Linked DNA regions of Homo sapiens: region 2 is linked to region 1. A link is an interaction called in ENCODE POLR2A ChIA-PET data of the cell type or tissue named here. Cell type or tissue: OCI-LY7. All regions are shown on one strand. Links, peaks and the distances in the headings refer to the core of each region. The heading gives the core; the rest is flanking DNA. Region 1 holds the start of LOC124901544 (small nucleolar RNA U13). Region 2 has its middle 40 kb from the start of RNF144B.

Region 1 (2,920 bases), core at 261-2,760:
TGAATCAGGACAGTGAGGTCAGCTTACATTTCAGGACTTCAGGGATACCTTGCCGAGGTAGGTGAACCACTCTCTAGCCCGTCGTTCCCAGAAATGCATTAGCTGTAAGTTTTGGGATAACTGAGGGTGAGAATTTGATCAGCTGGCCTCCAGACGTGTTGGCTAAACAATAGCTTTATCAATCCATATAATATTTTCTGCTTTGGACCTTTCTATAGGGATTGAGGAGACTGAAGAATGCTGAAGACAGGCTGATGGGCTCAGCTGGTAGGCTCCACTATCTCGCCATGACTGCTGAAAATCCCACTCCTGGAGACCTGGCTCCGGCCCCCCTCATCACTTGCAAACTCTGCCTGTGTGAGCAGTCTCTGGACAAGATGACCACACTCCAGGAATGCCAGTGCATCTTTTGCACAGCTGTGAGTTTTCCTTGATGCTTTCACTATGAGAAAATACAAAGGGAAAAATCATAAAAGTAGGATATATTTCTGTGGTTTACTGAGAAACCAGAGTGTGCTACAATATGATCCTGCTTTGGAAAGCATTTCATATTTGAACCTATTTCCAAATAGTATCTTAAATGGTAAATCCTGGGTTTACTTGTTTTAGCTGAGTATAATTTATGTTTGAAATTTAATTATTGGTTGAATAAATAGTCTTTCTGTTAAGGTTCAAACTATGGAACAGAATAGAAAAATTTTAACATGCTGGCCAGGTGCGTTGCCTCACACCTGTAATCCCAGCACTTTGGGAGGCCGAGGCGGGCGGATCACAAGGTCAGAAGATCGAGACCATCCTAGCTAACATGGTAAAACCCCGTCTCTACTAAAAATACAAAAGAAATTAGCTGGGCTTGGTGGCGGGCGCCTGTAGTCCCAGCTACTCGGGAGGCGGAGGCAGGAGAATGGCGTGAACCTGGGAGGCAGAGCTTGCAGTGAGCCGAGATCAGGCCACTGCACTCCAGCCTGGGCGACAGAGCGAGACTCTGTCTCAAAAAAAAAAAAAAAAATTTAACATGCTGTAGTTAACTACCACCTATAAGAAACTCACCAGGTATTTTAAATGATGGAGAAGTCAGGTAGTAATTTACTTTATGTACTGAATTTTCATTCATATACTTGTTCATCTTCTACAATGTACATGATATAAATTGTACTTTGTCATAGCTCCTTTTATGCTGTTTTCACAGTATGCTGAATCCTTCTTATTCCACTTAATGAGAGCCCTATAGACCTGCAGAAGTGGGCTTATCTCTTTTAGTGTGACACCTGGTATCAACACCTGTGACCTTTACTGCCACTTTTCCTTGAAGGTTGGTCGGTTAAGGTATAAAGGTAGGAAATAGATTGAGTTCCTGTAGGCTTCAGTGATGACACAGAATAGCATTGTTCATTTAATCAACAAATATCTGTTGAGCAGGAACTATGTCCCAGGAATGGTTCTAGGCACGAGGATTTATCAGTTAAGGAAACAAAACCCAGCGAAGTTTCTTGCTTTTAGGAGCTTATATTCTATATAAGAACGTTGTGTAGGAGTTCAGGGCTTAGAGGATGTTGCTGTTTTAGGTAGGGGGATCAGAAGTAGGCCTTGCTGAGGAGTGATGTTTGTGCTGCCTCTCCTTCCTCTTGTTGTTAGTGTGTGTTGCTTTATAGGAAGTGAGGAAATGGCCTTGTCATCTCAGAGCAACTTCAGTTTCCTTTGGTCTTGCTTTGTTTCTGAAGGCTGTCCTTCAAAACAATTATTTCTCTGACTTTCTCACCCTTGCTGCAGACCCTTGCTAATCCTTGAAACAAATGAGTCAGAAGCAACATGTGGTGAAAATCAGTATGCAAATATTTCACTGAGGGTTACTGCTGTTTAAAAGAATTCAATTTTTGCTATGACATTTAACAGTGCAGAATTTAAGCGTGTGCGTCAACATTGGGGAAATAATACATGGTGAAGGTTGTATTTCATCTTCTCAGGGAGCTAACACTGTCCTGTTATTGTTTCAGTAGATTTTAGTTCCTGATTCAAAACAGCATGGCTGCTTCTCATTTCTCTTTCAGCAATTTGAGGGTAGGAGTTAGTACAGTTAGCTTTTTCAGTCATCTAGATTCACACTTCCTCATTGTTAGGGAGTGCTCAAAAGCAGAGAGTCAAATGGCTGAATGTTTTTTGGTATCCCTCAATTTTGGATCCTTTTGCACCTAGAAACATTAACTTTCCCTGGCATCCTGTTACCTGTTACCTGTGAGCTGCCAAAATAGTAAGCGGTGTATGATTACATTAGTGTCTGTAAAATTGTAATTTGAATCAGATTCACCTGAAATACTCCTCTAACTTTCTTTTGGTTAGAGATTTATTTCTTGTTTTTAAAAAAATGACTTAAAATGTGTCTAATACTTCCCAGACTTTAATTTGCATCTGTATTCAGTATCAAATGTTTTGTATTTTCGAGGCTGAAAAGAAATTTGTAACTTTTTCATATGCCACATACTACTGACTTCTACTTTTAAACAGAATTGGATGACATCTCCCAATTGCTTGTGCCTACCATATATTTAAAATGGTTTTACTGAGAACCACCCCCCTGCCCCAGGGAGTATCCACATGTAATGATCTTCCTGCTAGATTTGATGTTATGCCGGTATATACTGGTATATGTAATGTATATATTTTTTCTTTTCATGTTAGATGGATAATGTGCTTATGGTGTAACCAGGTTTGAGGGAGGCATATCTCATGTGACTGGGAGAAGCCAATCATCATGCTTATGAACTACAAGAGGATCTATACTGGTATATTTTCTTGGATTTAATAAAGCTTTAACAATATTCTGTCATTGTCCTGTCTTCTGTAAGAGGCATCCCTGGCCATTTTGCTGTGAGCCTAGCTTTTTTTGTTGTTGTTTCCAAGATCACCACACTCCAATTCCAAC
Region 2 (2,920 bases), core at 127-2,626, 54 kb before region 1:
AGACGGGGTCTCACTATGTTGCACAGGCTGGTATTGAACCCTTGGGCCCAAGTGGTCTTCCTGCCTCAGCCTCCTAAAGCACTAGGACTACAGGTGTGAGCCACTGTGCCTGGCCTGGTTATGTTCTTTGGTTTGCCTTACTGACACTACCATTATTGCCATGAGGCAGAAGTCTGACCCCTCTAGGACAGTCTAAGACACAGGCATCTGGGGATGGGGACTTGGAAAGCAGCCACTTTGCAATGGGAATGCTATGACTGAGGATTCTCGGCTATGGGCAGCATAAGACCACTGGGTACCCAGTGGGTATGAAGGAAGTGAGAAGAGTTTCAGGGCAAGCTGTATAAGAGGTTATGTGACATTAAATAGGAAGTTTGTAGTAACCTACTTTTTATGCAACATGGCTCTGCCTGTTATTGAAAAGCATCTTACTTTAGCTGCTTGACCACTGAGAATCTATAAGAATGACCTCAGGGTCAAATATATGTAAGAAAATTGGGTGATTCATATTGCAACAGTGACTACTTCTTTGCGTACCTGCCCCTCAGTATGAGGTAGAAGAATCTCCGTCCCTGTTTTTAGCTTAGGATTATTTAAGAGACCTCCTGGCTTGATGCATACCTGGCCAGAAAGGGAATGAATGACTGTTGTGCACTGAATGCATATCCCTGCATCATAAGTCCAGTTTCTGAAGCTAAGTTTGTTATGACCTCTTGGACAACAGATCCCACCAGTAAATGTGGTTAAATGTCTTTAGCTTATTCAGCCATGGCAGAAGGTAATGGTGTCGAGTTTTTTGTGTTTAATGTCATACACTCATCATCTAAGGCCGGTAACAACTTGGGACAACATAAAAAAATGAGGTTGATTCAAGTCACAGAGAGAAAGTTTAAATGGAGAGAGCCTGAACTATGTTGCTGATTTCTTTTCTTTTCTTTCTCTCTGATGGAGTCTCACTCTGACTCCCAGGCTGGAGTGCAGTGGCACGATCTCGGCTCACTGCAAGCTCCGCCTCCTGGGTTCAAGCGATTCTTCTACCTCAGCCTCCTGAGTAGCTGGGATTACAGGTGCCTGCCACCACACCCAGCTAATTTTTGTATTTTTAGTAGAGACGGTGTTTTGCTGTGTTGGCCAGGCTGGTCTCAAACTCCTGATCTCAGGTGATCTGCCCGCCTCAGCTTCCCAAAGTGCTGGGATTACAGGGGTGAGCCACCGTGCCCAGCTGCTGATTTCTTAATCTGTGGCAAGGACTACTAGTTGCCTTTCCAAATTCCATTTTCAACTTTTCCTTTAGCAACAGAACATTAGCTTAGTTAAAGGCTATACTCAGCCTCCTTTGCGGTCAAGCTGATGTAAGTCAAAGTGTTGTGGGAAGCTCCAGAAAGGCTATTGAACTTGGCCCTTTAAGAAAGGGTAGACATTTTGTTTCTTTCTCCTTTCCTCTTTCTGCTGGTCTCAGATGTAATGGCTGGGATTCTAGCAGGCATCTTGGACCGTGAAGTGATATTGAAAATAGAAGCCTGACGTGAGATCACAGAGCAGGAAGACAGAATAAGCTCAAATCCTGAGTGACTCAAGCAACTGCAAGGCATGCATGATTGTGTGCAGACTTGAAAAGTTTATTTATTTAAAAGCTTTATTTATTTATTTTTTGATACAAGGTCTACTCTATTGCCTGGGCTGCTGAAGTGTAGTGGTGCAATAATAGCTCACTGCAGCCTTGAACTCCTGGGCTCAACCGATCCTCCTACCTCAGCCTCCCTAGTAGCTAGTACTACAGGCACACAACACCATGCCCAGCTAATTTTTGTATTTTTTTGTGTAGAGATGGGGTGTTGCTATGTGGCTCAGGATGGTCTCAAATTCCTGAGCTCAAGTGACTCTCCTGCCTTGGCTTGTTAAAGGGTTGGAGTTACAAGCATGAGTCACTGGGCCTCGCCAAAATTTTTTTAATATGAAAGAGAAACCCCTCCTATCTTAAGACACTGTTCTTTTTTTTTTTTTCTTCTGAGATGGAGTCCTCTCTGTCACCCAGGGTGGAGTGCAGTGGCACGATCTTGGCTCACTGCAAGCTCCACCTTCTGGGTTCACGCCATTCTCCTGCCTCAGCCTCCCGAATAGCTGGGACTACAGGCGCCCACCACCACGCCCGGCTAATTTTTTGTATTTTTAGTAGAGATGGGGTTTCACCATGTTAGCCAGGATGGTCTGGATCTCCTGACCTCGTGATCCGCCGGCCTCAGCCTCCCAAAGTGCTGGGATTACAGGCGTGAGCCACAGCGCCCGGCCTGAAGTAATTTTTGAGATTGGAATGATAATGTGGATATCAGCAGATTCTGAGACTCAGAAAGCATCCAGATAATGACACTGTCCCTGAAGGCTGCACTCTCTGGCTTTACTTCTGAGGAAATAAGTGGAACTCCAGCCTTCCACACTTCCCTCCCTCCACCAAATTGAAAGGTACTTCTCAAAGTAATCAGCGGAAATTACAATGAGCTTAGCAGCAGAGAGCTGGAGGCTAAATAAATGTGCCTTTAAATTTGACCTGTAGGTGAGCTGGATTGAGGCAGAACAAGGGTGGCTTTTAGATTTTTATTTTCCCTGAGCACATTTAATGCACGGGTAGCTGGGGAGAATCAGTGGGGGATAAAAACCCAACCTGATTTCCCAGGCTATCAATTCTGTCTACTTGACAGTGATTTCTCCCTTCCCTAGAGTGTTTTATAGGTTCTGTTAGTTGCAACCCTTTTTTCAAAGTCTTAGAATACTAACCTTTAATTTTATTTTAGAATGCATACTATAAAGATTGTGATTTATGGATCAATGTCTCATATTCATGAATAGCACTAGCTCATGGTATTAATGGGGAAAGGCAGATGAAATGGAAAGGAGCCGGAGGGTAGGCTGTGGTGGGGCACAC

What was found. ChIA-PET counts read pairs that join two places held together with the same protein. Peaks named below come from ENCODE experiments on the same cell type or tissue, not always from the same donor. Only the 100,000 strongest peaks of a DNase experiment are listed, where the experiment ranks them.
Region 2: POLR2A ChIA-PET joins it to region 1 with 6 read pairs; 4 of 35 experiments call an interaction of 5 or more read pairs at or near these places.

Annotation. Positions count from the first base shown.
Region 1 is chr6:18,399,281-18,402,200 of GRCh38, forward strand. It overlaps RNF144B (ring finger protein 144B), which reads left to right. Exons shown (of 8, transcript NM_182757.4): 2 at 219-419. The coding sequence starts at 255. It overlaps LOC124901544 (small nucleolar RNA U13), which reads right to left and starts at 2,772; the gene lies at 2,671-2,772. RefSeq lists enhancers at 1,490-1,589, 1,700-1,749. In OCI-LY7, for the core only: no CTCF peak of the experiment used is centred there; DNase peaks (open chromatin) are centred at 1,621 and 2,061; H3K4me3 peaks cover 371 bases; H3K27ac peaks cover 1,490 bases.
Region 2 is chr6:18,345,575-18,348,494 of GRCh38, forward strand. No RefSeq gene overlaps it. Among named protein-coding and RNA genes, the nearest start is that of RNF144B, 40 kb to the right of the region's middle. In OCI-LY7, for the core only: CTCF peaks have their summits at 179 and 378; no DNase peak of the experiment used is centred there; H3K27ac peaks cover 513 bases.